2 separate regions of the Mus musculus genome follow, and region 1 is linked to region 2. Evidence: chromatin loops called from intact Hi-C (ENCODE). Cell type or tissue: heart. All regions are shown on one strand. Links, peaks and the distances in the headings refer to the core of each region. The heading gives the core; the rest is flanking DNA. Region 1 holds the start of Tstd2 (thiosulfate sulfurtransferase (rhodanese)-like domain containing 2). Region 2 holds the start of Zbtb5 (zinc finger and BTB domain containing 5).

Evidence for each region. A loop is a pair of places that touch in the nucleus more often than their neighbours do. Peaks named below come from ENCODE experiments on the same cell type or tissue, not always from the same donor. Only the 100,000 strongest peaks of a DNase experiment are listed, where the experiment ranks them.
Region 1: it touches region 2 in a loop (4-fold over the local background); 7 of 42 quality-filtered maps call a loop at or near these places.

The regions. Positions count from the first base shown.
Region 1 is chr4:46,130,539-46,145,702 of GRCm38, forward strand. It overlaps Tstd2 (thiosulfate sulfurtransferase (rhodanese)-like domain containing 2), which reads right to left and starts at 7,937. Exons shown (of 10, transcript NM_173033.3): 1 at 7,842-7,937; 2 at 4,849-5,056; 3 at 1,305-1,618. The coding sequence starts at 5,013. Ncbp1 (nuclear cap binding protein subunit 1) reads left to right here and starts at 7,973. Exons shown (of 23, transcript NM_001033201.3): 1 at 7,973-8,348; 2 at 14,247-14,335; 3 at 14,836-14,936. The coding sequence starts at 8,315. In heart, for the core only: no CTCF peak of the experiment used is centred there; a DNase peak (open chromatin) is centred at 7,933; H3K4me3 peaks cover 2,425 bases; H3K27ac peaks cover 1,774 bases.
Region 2 is chr4:45,007,297-45,022,460 of GRCm38, forward strand. Zbtb5 (zinc finger and BTB domain containing 5) reads right to left here and starts at 5,116. Exons shown (of 2, transcript NM_173399.3): 1 at 4,928-5,116. It overlaps Polr1e (polymerase (RNA) I polypeptide E), which reads left to right and starts at 11,313. Exons shown (of 12, transcript NM_022811.3): 1 at 11,313-11,496; 2 at 11,978-12,081; 3 at 14,912-14,988. The coding sequence starts at 11,376. 1700055D18Rik (RIKEN cDNA 1700055D18 gene) reads left to right here and starts at 5,514. Exons shown (of 1, transcript NR_166789.1): 1 at 5,514-7,055. In heart, for the core only: a CTCF peak has its summit at 8,532 (motif pointing right); no DNase peak of the experiment used is centred there.

The DNA.
Region 1 (15,164 bases), core at 6,457-8,956, 1.1 Mb after region 2:
ATCTTGATGGACGATTGGTCTGTCTAGATGCATATTTGTAAATTCATCAGTGTCTGCCGTGCTCCACCACTCTAGGCAGCAGTGTTCTGTCATGACTCCACCTATCCTTTCACTCTCCTGCTATGGCTACTTACAGTTGTTTCCAGTTTGTCTTTTTAAGTCATTATTTTTTTAAATCTTTATGCCTGTGTGTATGATGTATGTATATGGTAGGAATGTGTTCTTGTATGAATGAAGGCACACGGAGGTCACAATGTGTATGTGGGAGTCCAAGGACAATCTTGGGTGTTGGTCCTCATCTTCCACCGTGTTTGTTCTTCACTGCTGAGTACCCAACACTTGCTGGCCTGGGAGCTTCTGGGGATTCTTGTCCCTGCCTCCCATTTTGCTGTAGAACTGGGATGACCCCAAGCACTCCCACGGCTGGCTTTAAATGGGTCCTGGGGACTGAAACTTAGGTTCTCACATTTATGTGGCAAGCATTTATCCCAATGGACCATTCCTCCAGCCGCTAACATTGGGAAGTACAACTAGTTTATTTTTAGTTAGCATACAAAATAATGTGTTGTTTCCAACATTTTGTTATTACATATAAAACTGCCACAAAAACCCTATAGGTGGAACAACATTATGAACTAACCAGTACCCCGGAGCTCTTGACTCTAGCTGCATATGTATCAAAAGATGGCCTAGTCAGCCATCACTGGAAAGAGAGACCCATTGGACACGCAAACTTTATATGCCCCAGTACAGGGGAACGCCAGGGCCAAAAAGTGGGAGTGGGTGGGTAGGGGAGTGGGGGGAGGTTATGGGGGACTTTTGGTATAGCATTGGAAATGTAAATGAGGAAAATACCTAAAAAAAAAAATATTAAAAAAAAAGGACACATGCTCCACTATGTTCATAGCAGTCTTATTTATAATAGCCAGAAGCTGGAAAGAACCCAGATGCCCCTCAACAGAGGAATGGATACAGAAAATGTGGTACATTTATGCAATGGAGTACTACTCAGCTATTAAAAGAATGAATTAAAAAAAAACAACAACTGCCACAAGCATTCGAGTTTAAGCTTTTATGGGTGTGTGTTTTATTTCTGCTGGCCACACACCCAGGAGTGGATCGCTGGGAAGGAGAATTCTGTACTCTCCCTAGCAACGCCTGGGCCCTTCAGTTGCCTCCCCATGTCAGTTGTATCTACCAAGGCTGCTATTTCTCATTTTCCTATTTCAGTGGGCTATCTGTAGTATCTCATTGTGGTTGAAAATATTTTAAATGTAAACCAAACTACAAAGTGCAAAACTTACCTCCTCAGCTCCTGGGGGCTAACATGGCTCACATCAGGAAGCCAAGCAGACACCTCCTGACTAGGAGTGAGACAGTCTTTGGGGGAGCTCCTTTTGTCTGTGGGCGTAAGGCTCTGTGAGGCACTCAATGCTGCAGTCAGCTGCTTCAGAAGAGACGCAGTCTGCTGGTACACGTCTTCAGCATGCTGTGTGGCCACATGTCTGTGGATGCTGATCTGGTCTGCAAACAGCTGCTGACAACATCGCCACCGTTTTCCCTTAAATTCATAAGAGGGTGCTGGAACTTGTTTGGTTTTGACCAAAAGGGCAAAGGCCTGCAAATAACATTTCAAATACCATCGTTATTTAACGGCCTTAGGTTTAGGGGTAACAAAAGTTTCATTCAAAGCTGGGCGTGGTGGCGCACACCTTTAATCCCAGCACTCGCGAGGCAGAGGCAGGCGGATTTCTGAGTTCAAGGCCAGCCTGGTCTACAAAGTGAGTGCCAGGACAGCCAGGGCTACACAGAGAAACCCTGTCTCGGAAAAAAAAAAAAAAGTTTCATTCAAATCACCTTTTATGGGGGTAGGGTTTCTAGCTTGGCATCCTGCCAGTCTATAAAGCACTCCCAAGAGCAATAGCATGGGCTGCACTGCTTCCAGCAACCTACATACTGACACTGGCTCCATACCCTGGCCTTCCAAACTCAAGCCTCCTACACCCGTGTTCTTCTGCACGTGTCAGAGACATGGACAAATTGGGCACCTCACTGCTCCCACCTCCCTGTCCTCCCCGTCTTCCCCATCCTCCCTGTCCACACTGCTCCCTGAGGTGGGATGATGCTACTCTGTTTTCTCTATTGGAGTCGCTCTCAACCTTCCTAATGCTGCGACTCTTTAATACAGTTCCTCATGTTGTGGTGACCCTCAACCATAAAAGTATTGCTGCTTCTTCATAACTGTAATTTTGCTACTGTTATGAATCGTAATATAAATATCTGGTATACAGGATATCTGATATCACAAGCCACATGTTAAGAACTGCTACTCAGTCAAACAGAAACACTCAAGAGTTCAATGTAGAGGCCTCCTCTGACATCAGTCTGTACAACTCCCACTAAATGCTATTTTTCTACTTTCTAGATATAAAATCTTAGATTTTTACTCTTCCACAGTTGTAAATATTGGCTCTGCTATTTACCTTTGAAAACAAATTAGGAAGTTATTCAGCCTGTAGGTGCCAAATGTATACTTGGAAAAAGTAAATCAAAGAGTTCATAGACGTTAAACAGCATACTTAGAATTACATCCTCATCTGATCAGAAGTCATCGTGCACTCTCGCTTCCCCACCCTGTTTCCAGCTCAGCTAAATGATCCAGTCCATTCACTGCTCCCTGATGCCATCTGAACACTCACCCCTGCCCCCCTGCTTTGCTTATGCTCAGCTTAGTGTCTGGAACACTTTTTAAAATCACCAACATCGTATCTAACTGAAAGGATGCCAGTTCTTGAAAGTACACATTTATAAGGCATTAATTGCAGTGCAAATCAGATAGGAACCTTGAGGAAACTGACAAGGCTGCTCTAAGGTAACAGCCTCTTCCTGTGCATATACCAAATCCATTTCCCTTCTTCCTGGGGTGCTGTATTTCCCAGCCTTTGCAATTAGGCTGTCCAACTGTTTTCCAGTGGCGTGACAGGTGGCAGCTCCACTTCTGGTCCATAAAAGCCTGCCATGTGAGTGCCTCCGTGCTCTCTTCCTCTTTAGTTCCAGTGGGAACTCTGGAAATGTGCTGAGTCCTGCCGAGGTAACATCAGCCTGGGTCCTTGCAGCCTGTGTGTTCATGAAAATGCCTTACTTCTCATATCCCAAGTCCAAACACCTAAGGTGCTCTATCCACTGCAGGTGTGAGGCCATTTGTTACAGTAGCCTTGACCCCACAATTAATACATTAGGAATTTCTATACGACTAATACGGAAGAACACAGAGCAAAGATATCAATACTATGTAGCTATGATAAGCAAAGGGTGGTGTACACCTTTAATCCCAGCAGAGGCAAATGGATCTCTGTGACTTCAAGACCAGCCTGGTCTATAGACCATCTGTAGCAATGAAGCCACTGAAGTGGGTGCTGGCAGTAGCTGTTTCTGTGAGCCTCCTGCACTTGAGACAAGGTAAGTGTTGTAGGATATTTGATCACACTGTGAATCCCAAGACTGTGTTATTTACTGGAAAAAAATGTTTTTACTTATGGTGTGGCACAGCCTTAAAATACACCTTTAATCTAAGAGCTTTCTGCTTGAATACTGTAAACAGGATTAAATTAAATCAACCACAGGTTAAGAAGTGGAACAACCAACCAGATTAAGAAAAAAACCATAGAGAATAAGAGGGATGGATAGAGAGACATTGGGGAAGTAAAAGGATGGGATATCAGGTTGAAGGAGGTTTTTTGGGATGGCAGGAGAGAGGGGCATTGCTTCTTGAACATCAGCTGAGGAGGAAGTGGGTGCTTTCTCTGCCTCTCTGAACTAGCAGGCTGTCACCCTAGCATCTGGCTCCTGAGTCTTCATTGGTAGAAATCAAACGATTGAGATTTTGTTAAAAAACAACAGGGACGTATGAACAGAACCTCTAGACAAAGCCAGTAAGTGAGCTACTTATAAAATTCTCCTAACTTTCTGTAAGTTTGAAATTATTGTAAAACAATACTGGTAAAGGACTTTTGTAACCTCTGAATTTAATTTTCAAGGAAATCCATATAGGCTGACTGGAAGCGGCAGCTGGGAAATTACAGAGACATTTATTCTTCACTAACATGGACCAAGAAGAGGCTCTCCAAGAGGTGAGAAAGCCATATCCAAGCTATATCCTCAGTCAGCCATTTTCCTACTGATGAGCCTCCTGTTCCCTGCTTTTAAGAAGAGTTTTAGCCAATGGTTTCAACAACAACAAACAACAACAACCACCACAACAGGGATCCATGGCTCTGAAGAGGGGCATTGTCATCACTGTTTTTATAGCACAATTACAACAGGATTCTTAGGAACCCTGTAGCATCCTGCAGCGCTCTGTCCTTTCTTCAAAGCACTGAGCTAGCTGGAGGAGACCAAACTTCCCTGGCCAGCATGGTTCATAACAACATCTCTAGATGTCAGCTGCCCTGTTACCTGTCATTCTCCTTCCACTACAGTTCTGAGTTCCTGGGACTCTTTCTACACTAGAAGAAAGATGTCCAACCTTCTCTAGGACCTAGTCTTTTTTTCTTTCTTTCTTTTTTTTTTTTTTTTTTTAATGTATGTAAGTACACTATCACTGTCTTCAGACACACCAAAAGAGGACACTGGTTGTGAGCCATCATGTGGTTGCTGGGAATTGAACTCAGGACCATCTCTCCAGCCCCTGGACCTAGTCTCTTCAAATACACGACCATAACTGTTCCAAGACTATATGATTCGAGACCAGACTACACTGTGAGGTAGAGGCAAGCTCAATAACCTGCTTTTACATGTACTTCATTAACTTTGCATGCATGATCATGAGAACACCGACAGCAATTTTACCTTTTTCTTTGCAAACGAGTATTTTTTCTTTGTGCTGCCATCTAACTCTGCTTTGAGACTGTTGCTGGGATTAACAAGATTTGATTCTTTTAAATCCAGATCAAAAACCTTTAAAACACAGGTCTCCAGGCCATCCTCTTCGTCTGGTGAAGTGGAAGAAGGCATCTGGCTTTATCAGTGGGACAGGTTCCTTGCAGACAAGTATCTTCTGAGACGTAAGCAAAAGAGAATATAGCAATCAGCTCTTTGGTTACTTCTTGAAGCAGACATGAAGCTAATGGACTCATGAAATGACCAGTAGCCTCCTACCCCAAGCTCTCCGTTCGTCCCCTCGCTCACTCCACAGTGTATTTATGTGACAACTATGCTCTACCAGGCTCTCTTCTACACACCAGGAATAGAGCAGTAAATGCAATAGGAAAAAGTCTATCCTCTTAAGTTTACAATCTACTAGGAAAGGTAAGCCGATACATTGATTTGAGTTGACTTTTCTTTTCTTTTCTTTTTTTTTTTTAAATATTTCAAAGGAAAATGAGTGGAGTAAGGAGGCAAGTGGAAGGGCTCCTCATACACAGGAAGAGCCCTTCTGAGGCAATAGCACTCATCTTCAAAGAAACATGAACTAGGAAGTAAGCCAGGGGAAAACAAAACACAGGGCAGCACATGAGAGCAGAAAAGCACTATGGACTTCCCAAATCAACCAACTCCAGTGTTTCTGTAGCTTTGTTTCTTTTGTTCTCAAATCTCAGAGCCAAAATTTCCAAATTGCTACTGTGGCCAAATCTTACCAAAATGGATACACTATAACCAATGCAGTCTTCTTTGTTACATTTGATTTACTTCTGTGGCTACTTGTGCCGAGATGCCTGCCAGTTCCATATCTGCACAGGCTCCAGGGATCAAACACACGTTGTATTGTCAGGCTTGAGTGGCAGGGGTTTGCCCACAGAGCCATCTTGCCAACCCCTATTTTTTTTTTCCAACAAAATTAAGAAAATTTTATTCTTGAATCTTTTTTACAGTCTAGTCTTTATCCACCTTCCAGTCTGCCCTCTGTTCCTCATCCCACACCTTCTCTGTCCCCTGCCCAAGAGAATGCCCCCACTCCCTGGGGCCTCAAGTTTCTTGAGGGTTAGGTGCATCTTCCCTCACTAAGGCCAGACCACACAGTCCTCTGCTATATATGTGTCTGGGGCCTCCTATCAGCTGGTGTATGCTGCCTGGGCCAACCCCTAGTTTTTAAATTAATTTTTCTGAGTCTGGGTCTTGCTATATAGTAGGGGCTGGCCTTGAGGTTCTAGTAATCCTAAATTTAAGATTCCCCTTGCCTCTACTTCTAGAATTCGGGGCCACTATACCAGGCCCAATGCTTTGCCATCCTTTGAAAGTCAGCAATCCACTTTGAACTACACTCACTTCTTATCTGATTTAGTAATGGTTAAGGTTTGGTTTCTAACCTTGGACCAAGGTGCATATTTTACATATCAAAGCAGACATGGTCTTCAGGTTCTCCCAGTATCCCATAGTCCCTATCTGGTATACCCTGTCCCAACCCTGAACCTTCCCCCAGAGGCTCCTCTCTATACAATCCAGACCTTTTGGCCTCCTTGTTGGGCCTCCTTCCCTTCTTTCTTTGCTCCTGTGTTCTTCCCTCCTCCACCCCCATCCCCATAGTGACTTCCCTGGTCTCAATCCTGGTAGCGGTCAGTGAACTCACCTGAGAGCAGATTCCCAATAAACCCATTTTTAATATATTCTCATCTGGCTCGAATTGGCTCATTTCAGGCAACTGGAGCCAGATGAGAATATATTAAAATCCTTTCTTGGAGGACTCTTCCAAAGTCTTACTCTGGATAATCTGTCCTCAATAGCAAAGGATGAGTGATAATTTGTACCACTCGCCCTTTGCTATTAAGTCCGTCAGACTACAGTACCTGTGATCATTCCTGAGAGGGTCACTTAGGGCTTCAGTATCCTGAACACCGTCTCGTTGTCCCATGTACAGACGGTGACAAATGTTAATTAATACAATATAGTACTTGCTGAATGAAATAAAGCAAGAGTTGAGGAGTCAGAGAAATAACTCTGTAGGTCCCTGACAGTTAGTCATGTAAATTTCAGAGCAGAGACCAACAGATAAAGAAAATAAGTCTTGATTCCTAAAATGTGAACAAGCTGGACTTTAGCAGAAGAACATGGTGGTTTACACACAATGACGGGAACAGAACCCAAGAAGCCATAGTTTGGAATTCGCAGTGGAAATTCCTGGAAAGATGGATTGCTTGCATGTACGAATAAATAAATGAAAAGAATAGAAAAACGATAATCTTTAAAATAAACAAAGAGAAGTAGAGCCGGAAAGATGGCAAGATGGCTCACTGGTTAAGAGTGCTTACTGCTCTAGCAGAAGACCCGGGATTCAGCACCCCCACCCCGCTCCCGCGCACTCTCCTCCTTGCTCACAGAGAGTCTGAAACTCCAGTTCCAGGATGATGTACAGACTTACAAATACATAAAATATTGCTTTAAGTCTGTGAAGAGTTTTAAGCATAGTAAATAAGTTTGACTAGACTTGCTCTCAGAGTATAGCAGGCAGTGTTAGTGGATAAACTGTAACACAGGAAGTGAAGGAGCTAATGACTCCTCCCTAAATTCTTGGATTTAAGCAAACTACCGAAACGGCCATTTACTGTAACAGGTAAGACTGAAGGAAAAGTTTGGGCTAGACCATGGACAAGACAGTTTGGTGTCCATCACAGGGCAGAGGACGTCCACATACTGTACACGTGCAGAGGAATAGAACAATTGGAACCACACCGATCAGTAGCTGGGGCGTCCGTCAGCTGGGAGAAGTAGGCAGTAGGACTACAGTGAGCAGATTCAGCCGGACGGGCCTGGATTCCCTACCGCTGAAAGTGGCTTGCCCTCCTCCCCGCTCAGGTCTCCCGAGGCGTCTACAGCGGGATGGCGAGAGAGAAAGAGAGAACACCTACCCGCAAACCCTAGGCCTTTCCTGGGTCTCCCTTCACCAACTTGGCGCTGCTCCCCGCCCTCGAGCCCACGCCCCCCGGCGCGCGCGTGCGCAGAGAGTCCCTGAGCCGTCACCTTTCTCCGGAAGTCTCCTAAGTCGTCGGCGCAGGGGCCGCCGGGAAAATCCCGCCGGGCCTGTATAAAGCCGAGGCGGGATCGCTGCGGCCCGGATAATTTAGCTCGCTGTCCAGAAGGGCCCGGGGTGGAAAGCCGGAGGAGGCGGCCGCAATTGGACTTGCAGACGCCGGCCTTCCACTGCGGAGCCCATCCGGTGCCCCTCTGCACGCGCTTCCGGCAGGCGTCGTAAGCGAGTGCGCCTGCGCGCCGCTCAGTCCGCGCGCCTCGCCGCTGACCGCGCACCGGCCGGCCGGCAGCCCGACGGTTCTGGGGTTGCAGGCGGCTAGCAACTCAGATCGGCTGCGCACCAGCAAGCAGCATGTCGCGGAGGCGGCACAGCTACGAGAACGATGGTAAGTGCTCTCGGCCTGGCCACTGCGTCCGGGTGAGAACCGAGGCCGGGCTCGCCTTCAGTCTCCCGGGAACGGATAGGAATCCTTTCTCCCCGGGAGGGCTCGGGGAGCCCCAAAGGGAGGCTGCTGGCTCGGTTGTGGATAGTGGCTTCGGGAAAGCGACGGCCTCCCTGCTACCCCATCTCCTTCAGTCATGGGAAAGGAAGGCCTGGTGAATCCCGTGAGCAAATCCGACCTGGGGTCCCGCGACACTGAGGACTTAATCCCTCACTACTGATCATGGAAACCGCACGTGTGTCTGTCTGCTGCTGCCTCTTAGGATCACTTAGTGGAGGAGATATATCTAGTGGACCAGTGTTTTCCTTTTAGCCCTCCAGGGTGTACTTGGAAAGGACCCTGGGAAGACAGGAAAAGAACAAAGCTATGACAGAGGTCGGATGTATTGCAATCTGAGCCCTTCTCCTCCACCTGCCACCCGCTGATTCCCCTCTTTTAGGCTTCAAAAAAAGAATACCAACACCCCAGAGGTCACTAATAAACAGGCACGGGGTGTTTTGTTGGATTGGCTTTAAGCATATTTCCCTTATAAGAAAGTGCAGGAAAACCCGAGCAGATTATTAATTCTCATGTCAGTTTTGATGGTCGCCGGCAAGGACGTCGTTGTGTTGCCATAAATTTTGTTTTGTTGCACCATTATTGCCTTTCAAGAACACACTTGGAGCTGTTAGTGTTAGGTCCAAAGGGTTAAGGCAAGAAAAAACTTTAGAACCGAAGGGTTTAGGTTCGAAGCTCGACATCTCGATTATTTACTATGTGATCTTGTCAGGGTCATATGACTTCTTAAACCTAAGCGTGGACTGTGGATAATACTAAGCCATTTGGTTTCTACGGGGGGCTAAATGAGATATTGTGCTCACCAGTAGTTCATGATGATGTTTATTTTGTCAACTGCTAATGTCTCAGAGGTGATACACACAGATAAATGCTGACATCGTTGAGAAAAAAAGCCCTCCCTCCCCCAAGTTTAATTGGGTTAGCTTCCTCCCTTGGAATGTTAAGACAACCAAGCGAATCCCATATAGTGGAGCCCCAGGTTTCTGCCAGTAGTACCTGAGAGAATGTCCTAATACATCAGGAGTGCCGACTTGCTAAACAGTTTCCTAGCTTCTGTGCTTGCAGTGGAGTAGGAGGCAGTAGAACAGTGGAGGCTCCCTCCCCTGGGTTAAGACAAACCCCACAGCGGTATAGTGCAATTCGTTATAAGGTCACGGGGTTGTGGAGAATAATGTGAGGTAAAGGGTGTAGAGACCAAAGTGAGAGAGAAGCTGGTTAGGTAAGGCCTCCTTGCAGATGGCCTATGGCTTCAGTGATGTGAGGATGAGCCGTGTGGATGCTTGGAGGAAGCAGAGGTCCAAAGGAAACCGTGAGTTAAGGTTAGAACATTTCTGTCGTGTTAGAGAACAGACAGCAAGGAGGTCATTGTTGGTAGAAGAGAGAAAGTGAGGGTAGAAGTTGTGAGACCGGGGAGTTTAGATGAGCCTCTTACCTCACTGGGCCACTTGAACATTTCTGTTAGGACTATATGATTGGGGATTCACAGAGATACTACAAGGTTGCTAATCAATAAAGTTCCCGTAGTTTATTTAGAGTCACAGAAAGGGCTATGGTAAATGGAAAGTATCAAATCTAACTCAGTCTTAGACTCTTTTGTTTGTTTGTTTTTGAGACAGGGTCTTTATGTGGCTGTCTATGTATGTAGTCCTGGCTGTCTAGAACTATGCAATTCAGGCTGGAACGCCTGTTCCTATGTCCTGGCTAGATAGATCCCACTGACTGCCCTGCCTTACCCCAAGGGGAATACCATACTTGGCAGGCTTAGATTCCTTAACAGTATCTCTGAACTTCTTCAGTAATGTTGGATATACATTTTATCAGTGTGAAGTATATTGTCTTATTGTTAAGAAGGAATTTAGGCCCGGCGTGGTGGCGCACGCCTTTAATCCCAGCACTTGGGAGGCAGAGGCAGGCGGATTTCTGAATTTGAGGCCAGCCTGGTCTACAAAATGAGTTCCAGGACAGCCAGGACTACACAGAGAAGCCCTGTCTCGAAAACCCAAAAAAAAAAAAAAAAAAAAGAAGGAATTTAGATTGAATCTTAGTCAAAAGTCCAGATAGCCTATTCTACTTCCACTTAGGTCTTTATATTTTATTGTGGCTGATGTTTTTACACTTAACTGTATGAAAAGTTTGTTATACATAGGGACAATATACTTTGTTTCAGAAGTGATATTCTTCTACCATTTTAAATTCTAGTTTTAAGTTTGTAGAGTCAAAGTTACTTTTTTCTTTTATGGTGGTGTTTTTTGTCTACTTTGTTGATCTGAATTACAGTCTGATTCTAACAAGGGCATAGGAAACAGTACAATGTATCTTTGTAACATTCGGTTCCTATTGCAGGGAGAAAAGATCTGGTGTCTTGTTTGTTTGTTTGTTCTGTTCTGTTCTGTTCTGTTCTATTGTCTGTTTTCCACCCACCCACCACCTCTGGTTTCTCTGTGTAGCCCTGGCTGTGTAGACCAGGCTGGCTTCAAACTCAAAAGATTTGCCTGCCTCTGCTGGCATTAAAGGCCTGCACCACCATGCCTGGTGTCTTAAGAGCCTTTAGAGTGGTTATTAACATAAAGGCCACTTACTCTGCACTACCAGTGTTTGTAGCAATATGTAACTTTTACATATATTATAAAACTTACATAGCAAGTAAGCCTTTTCTGGATTATGGTGTCAACATAAACCTGTCTCTCTTTTATTGTTCAGGGTATGAAAACATACAGCTAGTTCTCCAAGAGGTGTCTAAAATATCCAACAAAGTGCTTTTCAGCCTTCCTGGTGCTGTGACCCTTTAATAACTCATGGTGTGGTGACCCTAATCATAAAATTATCTCATTGCCACTTCATAACTGTAATCTTGCTGTTGTTGTGAATCATAATGTAAATATCTGATATGCAGGCCATCTGGGGGTCATTTGACTCCCAAAGGGGTTGCAACCCATAGGTTGAGGACTCCATCTATAAAGATATCTTTTTCTTACTCCAGCTGATTTTTTTTTTTTTTTTTTTGGAAAAAGGTCTAAAAAACAAACAACAATAAAAACCCCCTATACGTGATGAATTTAGGCCAGTTGACCAAGGAGCTCCAGGGATCTGCCTGTTTCCATGTTCTCTAGGTTACAGGCAGGTGTTACTAAGGCAGATTCTCATGGTTGTTCAGGAAGGACTTTAGTGAGCCACCCCCACTCCCTAAAGTGTATGGATTTTGTCTGTGTCTATGCACATGGTGTGTGTGGGCCAGGCAGAGGCATTGGGTGTCTTTCTGTCACTCTCTGCCATATTAGACTGAACATATTAACCAGCAAGCCCCAACAGTCCTCATGTCTTACCTCCCATAGTAATGGGGTTGGGGGTACCTTGTATGGTTGTCCTGGCTTTCTTTTTTTTTAAGACAGGGTGTCCTAGTTAAGGTTATTATTGCTGTGATAAAATGCCATGACCAAAGCAACTTGGGGAGAAAAGAGTTTATTTCAGCTTCAACTTCTAGGTCCGTCATTGAGGGAAGTTAGGGCAGGAGCCTGGAGGCAGGAACTGATGCAGAGGCCATGGAAGAGTACTGCTTACTGGCTTGCTCCCTGAGTTGCCCAACTTGCTTTCTTTCTAGAACCCAGGAGCGCTCACCCAAGGATGGCACCACCCACAATGGGCTGGGCCCTCTCCCATCAATCATGAATTTACAGGCTTGCCTACATACAGCCCTATCTTACTTAGGCTCAATCGGTGTTCCCTTCTTTCAAATGACTAACATGTCAAGTTGACATAAGATTAGCCAGTCCAGCGTCTTATTATTTTGCCCTGGCTGTCCTGGAACTCTATATGTGATCTAACTCACAGTGACTCATCTTCCTGTGTGTCCCTGGTACCAAGCAGTGTTAGCTTTTTGGTGTGGGTGCTAGGGATTGAACCTAGGTCTTCATGCTTGGGCAGCAAGTATTCTTAATGAAGATGCTGTAGTCTGCCTCTGCCCTCACCCAGGCTCTGCTCAGTTCAGGGTCTGGGACTGTCCGGGTGTTCCGATTGTAATCGGTAGCACTGATATGTATACTTCATCTTCTCTCAAGTACCAAGTACTTTCTGCAACTATATTTCTCTAAGTAAACCTTTGCTGGATGGCCACAGTGACACGGAGGTTTACAGTTCAGAGATGTGACTGTGTGTCTGCATTTTGTCATGTTCTTTAGACAGCCTGCTTGTCTCCCTGAAACAGTGTTTTCCATGTGTCAGGCTTACAAGAGAACCTGGAGGGATTGATCGTTTTGAAGACAGGGACGGTTGTAAACTGGGACAGGTTAACCATATAATTTGGAGATGGGATGAAGGGTTAGTATAGTAGATGAACCAGAAGGAAGGGAAGAATTTGGTAAAATTTGGAAAAACTACTGCTCTCATTGCCAAATGAGGATTTTCACTCCGTCGTCTCTGACCTTCACCTAAATCTGGTTCTGAATAATAATAATGAACATGGTTGATGCATTATGCATTCTGGAGCAGTTTCTCAGCATCAGTACTGTTGATGTTTAGGGTCATATTTTAAATAAAGAGTTTCCGAAGGGTTCAACTTGTTTTTGCATCCCTATTTCACCGGTTTACATGGGAGTTCAGTTACATCATCAGATTAGCAAGTGCCTTTGATACCCTCAGGTTTAGGAAGCAGCAACTGAGGCTCAGTGACAGGCTGCAGGTGCAGTAGTGGCAGCATTCAGATCACGGCCGTTTCGTATGTTGGTGCCATTGCAGTGTGTTCACAGAAATGGTCATAGCTCCCTGGACACTGTTTAAACAAAATTTAACTGAGATCTTTTTCCCAGCATTGTTGTTTATAGTGATCTTAATGATAGAGACAGGGGTGAGGAGTTGGGAAGGTGGCTTAGCAGTTAAGAGCACTGGCTGGGGGCTGGTAAGATGGCTGTTCTTCCGAAGGTCGTGAGTTCAAATCCCAGCAACCACATGGTGGCTCACAACCATCCATAGTGAGATCTGACTCCTTCTTCTGGAGTGTCTGAAGACAACTACAGTGTACTTACATATAATAAATAAATAAATCTTAAAAATAAAATAAAAAAAAAAGCACTAGCTGTTCTCTAGAACCCAGGTTTAATTCCCAGCTCTCAGACTGTGTCTCACAGATGTCCATAACTTTAGTTACAGGGCATCTGGTGTCCTCTTCTGGCCTCCATGTGCTCCAGGCATACAAGTGGTAAACAGTCATACATGTAGACAAAACATCCATACACATAAATAAAAAATTGTATATATGTTTGTGTTTTTACATATATAGAGGCAGGGAGAGAGACTGGGTCTGGAGAGATGGCTCAACAGTTAAAAGCATTTGAAAACTGGAATTGGGCCTCAGCATGTTCAGAAGCTGGGTATGCAGTACATGCCTGTAACCCCAGCTACAAGGCAGGGTGGAGACAGGAATTATCACTAGGACTTGGTGGCTTCCAACCTAGCTAAGAAGAGTTAAGCCCCAGGTTCAGGGAGAGACCTTGCCTTGAAGGAATAGTGTGGTGGAAGAGGATACTCAGCGCCCCCTGCTGGCTTTAGTGTGAGTGAACAGGCACAGGGACCCGCACACACGTGTGCATTCACTCACATGTGCACAAACAGATCTTTAAAGGATGTGAGATAGAAGTTCTCCAGGTACCTAGCTTAGTTAAAACAGGATTGGTTAAGAACTACTCTAAAAAATACAACCTAATAAAAAAGATTAAAGGCTAAAAAGGTGACAAAAATGTAGATAGTAGATTCATCATATAATGTTGCTTTTTTTTTAATGTTGTAAAATAGGTGGACAACCTCACAAAAGGAGGAAGACGTCTGATGCAAATGAAACTGAAGATCATTTGGAATCTTTAATATGCAAAGTAGGGGAAAAGGTACGCACCAAGCCCAGGGGTTAGGGTTGTAATTGTCACTTTGATTAATTTCTGAAGTTGTCCTGGGTAATGTAGGTTTTAGACAAAGCTTGTTATTACTGTACATCTGTATCTTAAAGTGAAAGTGTTTTGGAACTCCTGGGATTCCTTCCAATCATTAAGTTTTTTCAGTAAGTAATTTTCATTAGCTAAGTCTTAAACAGACCTGGGGAATAGTCTTTCCTCCAGCTGACCTGAAGCAGACTGACACCTTTAGTGAGAGACAGAGTGCAGCCCACGCTGTCTTCCAGCTTGGAAGATTTCGTTGACTTTTTGTAGAACAGTAACTAATGGGATTGATTGATGCAGAGGGAATTGTCCACGAAATTGTCATCGGTTCTTGTTTCTTCCCTGAGGAATTACAGTGCCTTATGGGAGACCTTACTGTCTTTATGGTCACCCAAGAGTTTTAATTCACTGATTGCTTGAGCGCTAACCGATGATGATGATGTCTTCTGCAGAGTGCCTGTTCTTTAGAGAGCAATCTCGAAGGCCTGGCTGGTGTTTTAGAAGCTGATCTTCCTAACTACAAGAGCAAGATCTTAAGGCTCCTTTGTACAGTGTATGTATGTAAACGATTTGTGGATCCAGGTGATGATGTATTATCTACTCTTGTGTGCTTGGGGAATGTTCGGTGGACTTCCTCATGTTAATTAGTCCTGAAACTCGTGCTCAGGAATGTTCATCTTTGCCCTTTGTTGAACTTAGTTTTTAAAGGGATAAATAGGACTAAAATGAAGTGTTTTCCTTATGTTTTGTTTCTTAGAATTTTAAAATAATTGAAGTTAAT
Region 2 (15,164 bases), core at 7,198-9,697:
CCTCATAGTCTATAGCAGTCTCAGCAATGTTAAAAGTCCAAAGTTCAAGGTCTCTTCTGAGATTCATCTAATTAATTAACTGTAATCCCCAAAGCAAGGCAGGAAATCAGCTGGGCAAACTCCAAACTCTGCATCTCCAAGGATGATGTCAAAGCAGTCTTTAGAACTCCACTCCTTTTTCATCTTTGTTGACTGCAACAAACTGCTTTCTCCTGGGCTGGTTCCACTCCGTTAGCAGCTTTCCTCAGCATGTATCCCATGGCTCTGGCATCTTTAACATCTTTGAGTCTCCAAGGCAATTTCAATGTTACAGCTTCTTGTTTCAGTGTCTGGGATTCCACTTGATCTTTTGGACTCCTCCTAAGGGCTGGCATCTCTTCTCCAGCTCTGCCCTCTGTAGCACTCTAAGCTCAGGTTGATCCACTCCACTATGGCTGCTGTTCTTGGTGATCATCCCATGGTACTGACATCTCCAATACACTGGGGTGTTCTACTTCAACTAGGCTTCACCAATAGCCTCTCATAGGCTCTCTTCATGGTGCCAAGCCTCAAATCCTTTGCATGACCCCTTCGGTCCTGGGCCACCAACTACAGCTGAGGCTATACCTTCTCCAATGGCCTTCCATGACCTTTCACAATGCCAAGCTTCAGCTGTTCTTCATGATACCTTTATGCCTTCAAAACCAGTACCACCTGGGTGATTCTTACACATTACCAAGTCCAGCTGTAGCACGAGGTACAACCTTGGCTATCTCTGGAACACAGCTTCTCTGTGCTCCCAGAAAACACTTCCCAGAAGAGTTCACCTCAGTGATGCTGGTCTCTTCTCAATCACTGCTAATTTCTTAGCTCCAGCTAACCAGCATCAAATTGTCCCAATAGTTCCTTCCATTTTTAACTGTAGAGCCAGAGCCACATGGCAGAAGCTGCTGAGTTCTGCTGCTTGCACGAGTTAGAACACTTGTACTATTACATTGTCACTGGCTTTATGTTTTCCAAACCATTCACTGCCTAAGCTTGGCTATCCTGGATCTTGCTCTATAGATTGACCTTGAATGCAGAGATCAGCATGCCTGTCTCCTGGGATTAAAGGTGTGTACCACCATGCCTGGATCTTAATTTAGCTAGATAGAATCTTGCCCCAAGGTCCCACTCCCTTAATCTGTTATCTCCTAGAACACAGGATTTTGCTTCATTTCACTTCCTGGTATGTATGCCTTTAATACTCGAACCATATAATTTATATTTTTCCTTTCTAAGCTTGCTATGCTTGTTCAAACTTCTCTTCATAAGACTTAACCAGAGAACAAAGTCTTTGCTGGGCTTTTTTGAAACTTCCTTTGTCAATGCAATTAATCTGAGTCTCTTCACCTTAGCCTCAGGCACTTTTCAGACAAGGGCAAAAAGTAGCCACATTCTTCACCAAAATACCACAAAAACTGTCTTTATGACCACATTCTGAAATTCTTCTCCTTTGAAATCTCTTGGGCCAGGTCAACACAGTTCAAATTACTCCCAGCAACAAAGTCTTCCATATTCCTACTAGGATGACCCATTAAGCCCCATTTAAAGCAGTCCACTGTGTTCCAAATCCAAAGTCCCAAAATCCACATTCTTTCAAATAAAAGCATGGTCAGCCCTATCACAGCAATACCCCACTCCTGTTACCAACTTCTGTCTTAGGGTTTTACTGCTGTGAACAGACACCATGACCAAGGCAAGTCTTATAAAAAACAACATTTAATTGGGGCTGGCTTACAGGTTCAGAGGTTCAGTCCATTATCATCAAGGTGGGAGCATGGCAGTATCCAGGCAGGCATGGCGCAGGAGGAGCTGAGAGTTCTATGTCTTCATTCAAAAGCTGCTAGTGGAAGACTGACTTCCAGGCAACTAGGATGAGAGTCTTAAGCCCACACCCACAGTGACACACCTACTCCAACCAGGCCACACCTCCAGATGGTGCCACTCCCTGGTCCGAAAATATACAAACCATCATAAATATAAACAAATTACTTTTTTTGTTTTGGTTTTTTTGAGACAGGGTTTCTCTGTATAGCCCTGGCTGTCCTGGAGCTCACTCTGTAGACCAGGCTGGCCTCGAACTCAGAAATCTGCCTGCCTCTGCCTCCTGAGTGCTGGGATTAAAGGCGTGTGCCACCACGCCCAGCTAACAAATTACTTTTTAAACTTAAGTTTTAGAATTGAACTACTAGAACCATAACGTATTCAAGTATGATAGGAGATCAAAAGGAAAGTTATCTACAGATAAAATAAACTGGAATACTAAGATCCTATCATCTTTTCTATGTTACAATCAAGTCAGTACTCCAACATAATTCCTAGTCTGTTTGGGCCAGTAACAAAAGCTTTTGAAAACATTTCCTTCAGTTGTTGAGATCTTTTGGTGCCACTTCTAGGACTTTGGCATTTTTCACTGGGATCCGACCAGGAAGTAGGCTCAGATAAGAATATCAGAAACAGTGACCATGGGGCTTTGCTGACTGCTTTGCTTGATTACCACCTTGCGTGATCTCTTTGCTTACTACTTCGCTTTATTCCTTTGTCTTTGATCTAAGAACTGACCATGTGTCTGGATGAGCCTAGAATGATATAAAAGCAGGCTGGGAAAAAGATAAAGCCGCTTCAGCCTCGCCGACTGACTGAGCTGGCTTGGTCGTTCAGCTGCCTGCAAGTCTGTCTATGCACCATGTGCATGGGGAGGCCAGAAGAGGTGTGAGATCCCTTGGGACTGGAGTTACAAATGTGAGCTACCATGTGGGTGCTGGCATCAAAAGAAGACCAGGTACTGCCCTTAACCACTGAGCCATCTCTCCAGTTGCCATAATAAAAACTTTTTAGCCACAAGAACGATACCTAAAACCCCAAGGCATGCCCAGGAAACAGTAAGGAGCAGGAATTCTAAGCGTCTGGTCTTTAAGCATAGGAAGTCACCTTAGACAGACAGTGTGGTGCTGCTCGCACCCCATCCCACCTGCCACACCGAGGGAGTCAGCAGATAGCATCCCTGTTAATAAAGGGCAGGTGCAGTCAGCACACATGCTCACAACTAACACAAGGAAAACGCATTTACAGCTAATTTACATTCTGAGAAATCAGCTGAGTTGCAAGTTAACATGGAAGCTGTATTTTGGGTTCTTTTTTTCCCCCTTTCTTAGGAAAACTGGAGGCTGACTCAGGAGTCTATCAGCACGGAGGCACCGTCTGCCGCTCACTCAGCACAGGATTTTTAATAGGATGGAACTAATGTTAAGAACTTTAAATACTAAAAAGTGCATTTTGCTGTCCAAATAATTTTTTAAAAAATTCTAATTAAATTTAATTCTAATTGGATAGTCTAGAGTAGTCTCTTCTGAACACACTGACCCTTAAAATTAGGGAAACACCCCTTCTTTAAAATGCTTTTCCCCAAAATCTCATTACTCATCAATTCAGCAGAATTCTGCTGGAAACACATCTAGAATAAAAAACGGCCAGCACCCCAGCAGACAAAAAAAAAGTTTTGTTTTCACCCAACTTTTAGGGAAGGGGGAAAAAAAAGCAAATCTTCCGAAAACAGACTTCTCACAAAGTCCTACTTCCATTTACTTAGCAAAACCCCAGTGCCCAGAATGAGCCCTCGATCTATTGACCTTACCTGGCGGGTCACCAAGGCTGCAGCAGAGGCCAGCTCTGTCTCTCCTCTTCCCAAGCTCGCTGAGATTTCCAGAAGGGTTAAAGTGGCCTTCCTTTAGCTTGCAAGCTTTTCTCTTAACACTCTCTTTTGCCCATCTCCTTTCCCCTACCCAGTAAGCCTTTAGCTTACTGCCAACCACGAGACTTTTCAGAAAATGAAAGCAAAAATCTCTAGCAAACTAACGAAGTGCCCGGTCCACTTTTTAAAACCATATAAAGTACACATGTCATACAAAGACAAATCACGAACGAGTAAGGCACAGTATTCCCTTCAATCTCTAAAAACCTAAATGTATGTAAATTCAACTCAGCAGTACAAGAACATATTTTGGAAATGTTTTTCTTTCAGTCCTTGAAAATTGCGAATTTTATTAATTTTAATTACCTAGACTCAGATCACGCTACTAAGGTAATCAAGAGTCTTTGACCCAAAAATTTTCCTCCAAAAATAAAAATAACCAAAATGTGGTTCCTACAGTGTTCGCCACGATGCTCGGACGCAGACTGACCATAGTAAGTGGCACTTTAGAAAAACAAAACAAAGCAGAAACCCTTAAACCGCTCCCTTATTTCTACTGTTGTTTATGTGCTAAGCAGTCGGTCCTCCAGGGGAAGATGGGACCGCTGTCTCTTACCACCGCACCCCACAGCTCCTCGCACGAAGCCTGGAAGAAGTGGCCATTCAATAAATGCCTACTAAACACTTTTGTCTAACAAGTTGGGGCATTCCCAAACGCTGACTCCACCCCTGTCGTCGGCCGCTGGCTCCCGAATCCAGACAGCTTATGGCCTTGCTCTGATGAAACGAAACCTCATCGCTCAGGAGGACCCAGGGCAGGATCAAGAGAGCCACTCGCCTCCATCCCGCAGGGCAGCCGCTCCTCGGCTCATCCCGCTAGGATGCAGATCCCGAGCGCGGGTTCCCACAGCATCCCGAGAGGCTCCATGTCCAGCAGCAGATCTGCAGGGCACTAGTCCCTGCCCACCCCGCACCGACAGCCGGGCGTCGGGACACAGGGGACGCCTGCGCACAAGAACTGAGCTACCACCCTCCTGGCCCCACCGAGGCGAAGGGTAACAATACCCCTCAGCAGTAAGACAGGGTGGACAGGCGGCCCCGGAACGGCTGCGCGCTCCCCGATGCCTCGGCGCGCTCCCGGTGCACAACCGCCTGCACGTGAGCGCGCCCCGCGCGCGCGCGCCCAGGCCACTCTAGCTGATAGGGTCGCCTCACCTGAGCCGGGCTCCGCCCCCCTTCTCCTCGCAGGAGGAGGCGGTGGCCCTCCTCCGCTCGGACCGACCCTGAGGAAGGAGGCGGGAAGGTCCAGACTGGCTTCCCCGGCTGTGACTTCCGCCCGCCCCGCCCCTCGCTCCCGGCTCCTTCAGCCCGTTCGCGCGGTTCTTTGAGGACCCGGCGGAGGCCTACAGTAAACGGATGTGAGGTACCCATGTCACCGCCTCCACAGGCCTCCAATGGCCAATCATCAGGAGGGCGGGGCCACAGTAGGAGTGACGTTCTGAAAATCTGACCAATCCGCCATCCCAGGACCCCGGCTGTGTTTACTACCACAGCATCCGTGAGCGCTCTGACCAATCACAATTTGCCTTACAGCCCGTAAAACTGTTCTCAAAGATCTTTGAAGGCGGGACTTATCACTTAGCAACACCAGGTTTGGCCTGTAGAAAAGCTATTTTATGTCACGCCCAATCAGAACTCAGCATGAATAAGGAAAGCTAGTGTTTTCCGTCTACTTGAGCCAATCGCAATGACTACTGCCAGCCCTGAGTCCCTCCATTGGCTCGCGCTGACTGTGACCTGGAGTCTGAAGGACAGGTGACTTCCTCTCGCTGTGAGCTGGAGATTACTTCTAACTTGTAGGTTTGAGAAAAGATGTAAACGGAACCCCAAGAAGCCGAGTGAGACGAATGGCGAGCTTCACAATGAGTAGGAAATGCCGTCGGTCTAATGGTGGTTGGGTGGATCGTCGCCCGCATCGCGTCTCAGTTGCCCAGACGTCCAGCATAGCAACGGGAGGGTCGGAACTCAGTCCGACGTGTGCCCACCAAGCCATCAACTCCAGAATCAAGTTTACAGTCGCCACCACCTTAAAACTTCAGGGCTCAGCCCTCTTATCAATGCCGCAAAAGAGTCTGCTGGACCGGGTGGGAAAGAGGAAGGCCCGGCTGCCGCCTTGGCCTCTTGCGGTATACCACCGAGCAGTAAAATCAAGATTATGTGTTCTAGATAGCTTTCCTGTTACTTTGATAAAACTGAACAAAGCAGTTTGGAAGAGGAAGTGTTTACTGGGCTTATCACCATGGTTTCGGAAAGTCCTGGGAAGAATTCAAACAAACCGTAGACTAAAGCTACCTCCTGGCTTGGGCTCAGCTGTCCTTGTGCTCAGTTCACGCCTGCGTGAGAATGGACAGGCCACAAGGGATGAGCCCTACTAAGTCAATTAATAAGCAAGCAATCCCTTTTCCCAAGTGAAGGATAGTATAAAATTCTTAGTTGGTTCACAAGCTAATAGGGTTTCCTAGGGCTTCATCCATCCTTAGTTTGCACCAGTTCCCAACCCCAATAAACCCATATAAAAACCACACAATCCAGTTATAAATATAAGCTATGTACCTAGACTGGACAGCTCTAGCACTGTGCTAACTTATTCCCCAGCTGCGAGACCCTTTGCTATTTGCAGTTTCTCCTGGCCACGTGGTTCTGCTCCTCCTCTTCTTCAGTCCTCTCCCCTTCCCTTCTCCTCTCTACCTGTCCCTACTCTCCAAGACCTCCCACCTCTCCCCTCCCCTGCCCAATTACAGGCCTCAGCCTTTATTGACCAGTTAAAATGGGGAAGAGGATGCCCTCAATACCCTCCCCTTTCCCTCATCCCAGTTTCCTTTCCAGATTAACCCTTTAGCTCCTGACATTCTCTCCCTTTTCTACCATCCACTCCCACTACAAAATGTTTTTTAAGAGAGCATACAGAGCCGAATACAGTAGAATAATAATTACACAAAAATAGAACCTGGTGTGGTAGCTCACACATTTTATCCCAGTACTGGGAGGCAGAAGCAGATGGACCACTATGAGTTTGAGTTTGAGACCAGCCTGGTCTACACAATGTGTTACAGACCAAGCAGGATTATATAGTAAGACCCTGTTAAAGAAGAAAAAGTGCATATGCACAGAGATAAACCCAAGAGATGAAACAGAATGTTAGCAATGGCTCTCTTAAAGGGATGTGAGATTATGGGTTACTACAATTTTATTATCCATAGTTTCTGTGTTTTATACTAGTATACATCCAATATGTGTTATTTTGGTAATTGTTTTAATGATTTAATAAATGTCATGAAAATGAGAACACTTATATGTTTAACAAGATTTAATATAAAGCACTGATTCTTTTTTTTGTTGTTTTTGTTTTTGTTTTTTGAGACAGGGTTTCTCTGTATAGCCCTGGCTGTCCTGGAACTCACTTTGTAGACCAGGCTGGCCTCAAACTCAGAAATCTGCATGCTTCTGCCTCCCGAGTGCTGGGATCAAAGGCGTGTGCCACCACCGCCTAGCTCTTTGTTTTTATTTTAAATTTTTTTGCCATGTTTCATTTATTACTGTTATTGTTGTACGTGTGTGTATGTGCACATGTGCATGCATGCAGGTGCCTCAGCACATAGAGAAAAGCTTGCTGCAGTTGTTTCTGTCTCCGCTTTGATGTTTATAGGGGTTGAGCTCAGTTGCTAATCTTTCACAGCAAGTGCCTTTTCCCACGGAACCACCTCATTGGCCCCAATTCATCTTTTTATTAAAGAATATTGCAAGAATGTTGTGACTTAACATTAACAAAGTTAAAAGCATCAATTTAGCAAAGTCACCTTTGTTGTTCTCTGTTGTGAGTGTGGGTACACACCTATATCCTGACTATCAGCAGAAGAATGAAGGGGAGTTCTAGTTCTGAGTTAACCTGGGCTACTTGCTGAGTGTAAGGGTAGCCTTAAAATAAGAACCTATCAAAGAAAAGTTATTGTTTTGTTTACTGCTATTCCAAAGTTATCAAGAAGTATAAATATGTGGAAATGAACACAATCAGGCAAATACTAGGAAGCCAACATTCCACTGACCCATTAGAGGCCAGCCTGATCTATGGAGTGCATTGAGGCCAGCCAGGGACATATACCAAGACCCTGTCAGTAAATAACTAAATAAGAGCACATAGTGGTCTGTAGGGCGGGGAGTTGAGGATGGACTCTCTGCTCTGTGCAGCTTGCTGGCAGATTGGTACTGATGCATGTGGGACATCAGATCTAGGTATAGTGGTGTATGGCATCCCAGAGGATGAAAAAGAACTGTTTTTAAGTGTTGGTGTGTGAGAAACAACAGAGTGCTGGGAGGAGTTGTTGAAGCTGGTGAATGGAAAGCATAGGAGAAAGAAAAAGCGGAAGAAGAGGAAGAGAAGGGATTTTTGCAAGCCTCTGGCACAGGAACATGGTTAATCTCTCCATGGCCCCAAAGATCAGAGCTTCAGTTAGGGATTGAAGCTGTAGCAGATTTAGCTCCGTGCAAAGGAAACAAACAAAAATCCATCCACTCTGAAGTTAGCCTTACAAAGACTTGCTCAGGCAGCCTGCATCGACTGAGAAAGAAGAGAAAGGAAGAAGAGAGGAGAAGACAGAAGATCAAGGTGACACAGAAGAGGAGAATGGGAGAGAGATGTTGGTGCAAGAAAGGAAGCGGAGAAATAAGATGAACAATGGTTGGTTTCTGAGCTCTGGGTAATCCCTGCAAACCAGGCTCTCCCTTGCATTTCCTCCTCCATCGGCAATATCCTGAAACACCAGCAGATGGAGATATTGCCCTAGAAAACAGGAAAAGTTTCAGCCCCACCCCCAACTTAAAATTCAAATTTTCCTTTTCTTAAAAACACACTCAAAGAGAATGCAAGATGTTTCTGAATTTCCAAACTAAATTTAAGAAGCAAAGATTCTTATGGTAAAATTTACTTACTTTTGTTTGTTTGGTTTTTTGAGACAGGGTTTCTCTGTATAGCCCTGGCTGTCCTGGAACTCACTTTGTAGACCAGGCTGGCCTCGAACTCAGAAATCCGCCTGCCTTTGCCTCTGCTGGGATCAAAGGCGTGTGCCACCACGCCTGGCTAATTTTACATACTTTTAATAATTCATGCTTTTAATCCCAAAGAAGGCCACTGTAAATTTTTGACTTTAGATTGCTACTTGAAAAAGGTTCCTAACATTCTTTCTGTCCCAATTCAGTTATTATTTAATGTATACATATATGTATGTTGTCCGTGTATTTTTGACGACTGTCAGCTAATTGAGCAACGTTGGGATGCACTACAATTCTGACCCAGCTGGCCCATGGGTAACCCTTCTTTTTCCCAGACAGAATCTCTATCTTTTGCATCCTTGCCTGTGGTAATTCTGGGAATCCTCCTCACTCTCTTACCAGTAAGAAAGCAGCCAGTGCAGAGGACTTCCAGTGACTATGCCATCCTGGCAAAGAGGTGCCCCAAAAGGGAACCACTCTGGTGTAACAGAGCTTCCCAACTTTCAACTATACCCACCTCACATGCTGATTTCCAGATGATCTGATGGATTCAGAAGTGAAAGAAAAGAAAGAAACGTTCTGGCTGGGTGTGATGGTGCATTTATGTAGTCCCAGCACTTTTGGCGGGGGTGGGGGGGTGGGGTGGGGAGATCATAGTCACCCTCAGGCACAGAGTAACCCCAGGTAGTGATGTTGCCATTTCACCATTTCAAGGACCATGGTGCTTTGAATAGCAAAGCCATAGTGTCCCTGTGCTAGAGAGGGGTCGAGACGCCATCACTTGGTTTCTGGGAATTGAACTCAGGACCTCTGCTTGCTCCTCTTGCTGGCCCCGTTTGCTCCAGCCCAAAGAGTTATTTATTACTATAAGGAAGTACACTGTAGCTGTCTTTAGACACACCAGAAGAGGGCATCAGAGCTTATGTGGTTGCTGGGATTTGAACTCAGGACCTTCAGAGGAGCAGTCAGTGCTCTTACCGGTTGAGCCATCTCTCCAGCCCTCTTTGGCACCTCTTAACTTCCATACAAGTGTCCATTTTTATGTAGCCAGTGAACATATACATAGTATCTATTATGTATAAACCCTATGCTAACTTGTTGCAAGAACATTAGTATTTCTGAGGTGCGCTCCCTGACTTAGTTAGGCTCCAAGGATTGATGACCTGGTCTACTCTATTACCTACCCTTTCCTTCATTCGCTCATTTTTAAATTTTATTTTACATTGATTTATTTTGTGTGTGCATGCAGATGTATGCTACCGAGTAAGCTCTCTTCTTCCACCAGGTGGGTCCTAGGAAGACCATCAAACTTGGTAGCAAGTGCCTTTATCCACTGAGCTTTTTCCAGACCTCTCACTCAACATTTGCTGAGGTCCCCCCCCCCCCCACTTTTTTTTTTTACAGGACCTTTCAGGAGTTGGAGGTGCAGAAGTGAAAGAAATGAAATAAACTTTCTTTCTGGCTGGGTGTGATGGTGTGTGTATGTAATCTCAGCACTTGGCAAGAGGATGGGGAGTCACCCTCAGGCACAGAACAAGTGGAGTTTGAAGACAACCTGAGCCCAAAAGGAACAGAGACCTCAGTCCCTTCTTCCTCCTTTCATCCTTGACCACCAGATGAGCAGTTTTGCTTTACCATACATTCCCTCTTGGGACCCAAATAAATTAATAATTTAAAAAGTGAAATGTTTCTAATAGGCTCTACCATTCATTACTAACCTCAAATAAACTGAGTATGGAAAAGATTCTGACAGAAGGGGGGATGACTAATTAGTTAACTAAGTCCTTTTATATTCTTTTTTCCTTTCTGGAAAGAATCAATAGAAAATCACTGGGTAGAGTCAAAGAAAGTGTAACCTTCCAACCAAAGAGTTGTGACAGCTAGAAGCAAAGTATAATTTGTGTGTATGTGTGACAGTTCTCACTTGAACTTGCCTCAAATTCATGGCAGCCCTGCTCTTAAATGCTGGGATTACAAGTGTAAGGCTGCAACACGGTTTCTGACAGGCTCTTTTAGCTGAAAAGGCAGTATCAAGGCCGTTGGGGAAATTGAATACTACAAGATTACATGGTTGAATCACTGTTAGCTCTCTTATTTGGGTGGCTGCATTGAAATTACTCAGGGAGAAACCCTACATTAGTCAGTTTTTTTCTATTACCTTAACAAAATATGTGAGACAAAGCTGGTGGTCTAATCTCCGTGAATTTGAGGCCATTATGTTTCACAGAATGAGTTCCAGACCAACCAGGATTACACACATGGTGATAGCCGGCCTTAAACGACAATAACAACACAAAATGAAGACAGCTCATAAAGAGGAACGGTTTCTTTTATTTTGGTTCACAGTTCTGGAGATTTTGGTGTGACTGGTCCCACAGCTTAGAGCCTGCGGTGAGCAATACAACACAAAAGTGAAGCTGCTCTCCTGGAGGTCCGAGACGAAAGGGGAGTTACTGCATCCTCCTGCAAGGGGGAGGGTGTGATCCTCAAGGGAAAGAACCAAAGAGTGGGCGGGGACGCGATCCAGTGAGGGGCGTGGCCTTACTGCTGGTGTACCCTGGGCGGGGCCTAGAATGTCACTTCCGGTTTTTGAGTCCGCGTGTGAACCGGCGAGCTCATGGCTACTCTGGAGTCTCCTGGGATGGATGACCAGGCTGGAGACACGGAGACAGAGGCGCTACAGAGTGCAAGGTGGCTGTACTGTGGAGAGCCCGACGACAGGCAGAAAGCTGTGCTGGGTAAAGACCGCCGACCCGGAGCGGAGTTCCGCGTAATCCTTTCCGCTTCTGTCTGGGTACCACGGTAGCCCACTGCCTGCAGCCGGGACAGGTTCCCTGCCACCATCACCTTTTCCCTCCGCATTCATCTATCGTCACCACTTCGGACTCGTCTCAGGGCAGTGCCCAGGGACCTGACATCTCCACAGCTCTCTCATTTGCCCTTTTCCCCCCTCTACGGAGCAGAGTTTCCTCTCTTGCCAGTTAATGGCATTTCCTCAGTCGTTCTCTTTTGTCACAACCCCTGCCCAGAGGTCACTTCCCCTCCCCTCCTCCATCTCCCTCTTTAGAACTGGACCAGGGCTTTCTTCATACCCCCCCGCCCCCCGAAAGTCGGACTTAAGCTCCCTTGCCTTCACTACCGGCGTCCAGCCACAGTGCAGGTCTCCCCATCCATACCCTGCTGGTCCTCGCCTCTTATTCTTGGCTTACACTCTTACAGTCCAGTTCTCCAATGGGAAGCTGCAGAATCCGGGCGACATGCGCTTCACCTTGTACAACAGCACCGACTTAGTAAACCCCAGGCAGAGGAGTCACCGGATCGTGGTAAGTGCTTGCTGGTACAGATGGTCTGGGCTCTGCAGACCTCAAAAGGTTCTTGGTGTGGGCAGACATGGGAGACCTGGCCTGGGGGGGAGGAAAGGAGGAGTAGCAAATGAGACTCTGGCCCCACTGAGGAGCAAGATTTTGGGCTTTTCACTTATATGGGCTTTATCTTTCCAGACAGGGTTTCTTCCTGTAGCCCTGGCTATCCTGGAAATTACTATATAGACCTGGCTGGCTTTGAACTCAGAGAATCACCACCTGTCTCTGACTCCGTAGTGCTGGGATTAAAGGTGTGCAGCACCACCCACCCCTGGCTTCATAAGTTGTCCCCCTACATGACCTTATTGAACGTTCACCATGTCCTCATGCCGCAGGCTAAGGAAGCATCTTCATGGGATTTGCACCTCTTAGGGAGGTCACTGTTCAGAGCTCAGCTTCAACCCTATTTTATGTGTATGGGTGTTGTTCATTTTTGTCTATGTACAATGTGTGTGTAGCTAGTGGAAGCCAGAAGTGGGCATTGGATCCCCTAGAACTGGGGTTACAGATGCTTGTGAATCAAATGTGACCCCAGAGTGATGGTTTTTTTGTTTGTTTGTTTGCTTGTTTTTTCAAAGGTTTCTTTGTACAGCTCGGGTTGGCCTTGAACTTAGAGATCTACCTGTCTCTGCCTCCTGAGTGCAGGGATCTGGGATTAAAGGCCTGTGCCACCACCACCCAGCTCCACAGGATGCTTACTAGCATCTCTGGTCTCTCCCGGGTAGATGCCAGGGTTAAGACCGGTCTGCTTTCCAGAGACTCAAATTCACCAAGTAGTACAGGCATACAGTAGAGCTAGCTTGGGGTCTAAGGGAGTGTTTAGGGCCTGGGGAGGGAGCTCTGTAGGAAACAAGTCTCAGCTTGTCTGAATGCCTTCCTGAGAAGGGTGAATGGGAATGAGGGACGATTTGATAGCAGATGTTTGGTGCCCTAGTGAACGAGGGAGAAGAAAAGCTTGGCTGCGATGGGAAGCCAGCCCTCATAGGACGAGCTAACGTCAGAAAGGTCACAAGGCAGTTATGTATAGGATCAGTTAGGTACCTATAAGTGCTAGGAGACCAAGACCTCACTGTATAGTTCGTTGTGCTGCTTATTCAAGAACTGCTATTTTCATCTGTATTCCCACTGCCTTCTGCCCACTGCCCTCCCCCATATCCCCCTCCTGCTGGTCCCTTGCCTCCCTCCCAAATAAGTCGCTCTTTCATGACATACATACTGGGCTGGAGAGGTGCCTCAGCATTAAAGAGCACTTCCAGGGGACCGGGGTTCAATCCCTGAACCCACATGGAGGTAGCAACTGTCTATAATTCTAGTTCCTGAGAACACAACACCCACTCCTGGTTCCTGTGGGCACGTCATAGATAAGGCATGCATGTGTGCATAAAGGCAAAGCACTCTCAACACATCAACATTATATCTCATTACATACATACTATATCAGCCTCTCGTTTCCCTTCTTTTGCACCTCTTATGATTCCTTTCAACTCTCATGCCTTGAATGTGTGCATATTCACACACACACACACACACACACACACACACACACTCTAAATCTAGATTCTGCATAGGAGAGGAAAACCTATTTTCTTTATCTGTTTTTGTCATTGATGCGCATCTAAGCTGGTTCCATTTCCTGGCTGTTGTGAATCGTGCAGCAGTAACCATGATTGTAGAAGTACAATACAGTGTGCTAACTGAAGAGCCTTCTGGGTGTATGCCTAAGAGTGGTCCAGCTGCCTCACACAGCACTTCCACTTGTAGTTTTTGAGACCCCTCCACACTGACTTCCACTGTGGCAGCAATAGCTTGCACTCCCACCAGCAGTGAGTAACGGTTCTTTCCCCACATCTCTGCCAGCATTTGTTGTTAGTTGTTTTCTCGGTGATAGCTGTTCTGACTGGGGCGTGATGGAATCGCAAAGCATTGTTTGTTTGCTTGTTTGTGTGGTTGCTATTTCTCTGTGGAATAGCCCTGGCTCTCCAGGACTTGCTTTTTACACCAGGCGGGTCTCGAACTCACAGAGATCCACCTGTCTCTGCCTCCTGAGTGCTGGGATTAATCACTGCATGAGAATGCGCGCGCGCGTGTGTGTGTGTGTGTGTGTGTGTGTGTGTGTGTCTGTGTGTCTGTGTGTCAGTGTGCATGTGTGTAAATCAGAGGACAATTTAGGAGATTGCTTCTGCCCTTTCCCCATGTGGCTCTGGGGATCTATCTCAGGTCATCCTCTGGGCTTTACCCACGAAGCCAACTCAATAGGCATCAAAACACTTTTAATTTGCATTTCCCTGATGGTTAAGGGTGTTGAATACATACGTTTCAGGTATTATTGGTGGCTTGCGTTACTTCCATTGGGAAATGCCCATTCTGACCATCAGCCCACTTGTTGACTAGATAACTTGAGAGATTTTAGATGTTTAATTTATACAGTTCTTTGTATATCCTCATCTCTATCCCTTGGTTTGATTAACACTATTGATACATGGCAGAGATTTATCCCACTCTGTGGGCTGGCTCTTTACTTTGGGAAGTGTTTGGTTTGCTGTGCGGAAGTTTTTTAATTCCATGCAGTGTCATGTGCTGCTCCCCCCAAGAACTTTACCTACTGCTTTGAAGCTTCCTTATGGTACTTGGGGTTCCAAAGGTTTCTGGCCTTTCCCCCAGAGACACCCTAGATATGATGTAGATGTGATGGGCCCGGCTCACTTGGGCAGGTGCGTTTGAGTGCAAGGCTTCTGCACATGCGCAGTGCCCTTCGGTGCTGATTGTTTGCTGTGCCCTTCCTGTTTTTCAGGCAGCTGAAACAGATAGGCTCTCCTATGTCGGAAACAATTTTGGGACCGGTGCCCTCAAATGCAATGCTCTTTGCAGGTAATGGACAGTGGGGCAGTGGCAGAGGTAAAAGGAGGTTGTGGTGGTGACCACGCCATCACTATCTTCAGTGTCTGTTTGGGGGGTAGTTAAAGGGATACCAGGACCCTGTGTTACAAGTTCCTTACACCAGGTGTGGAAACCCTGGAGAGGAAAAGGTGACTTGCCTCTGTTAA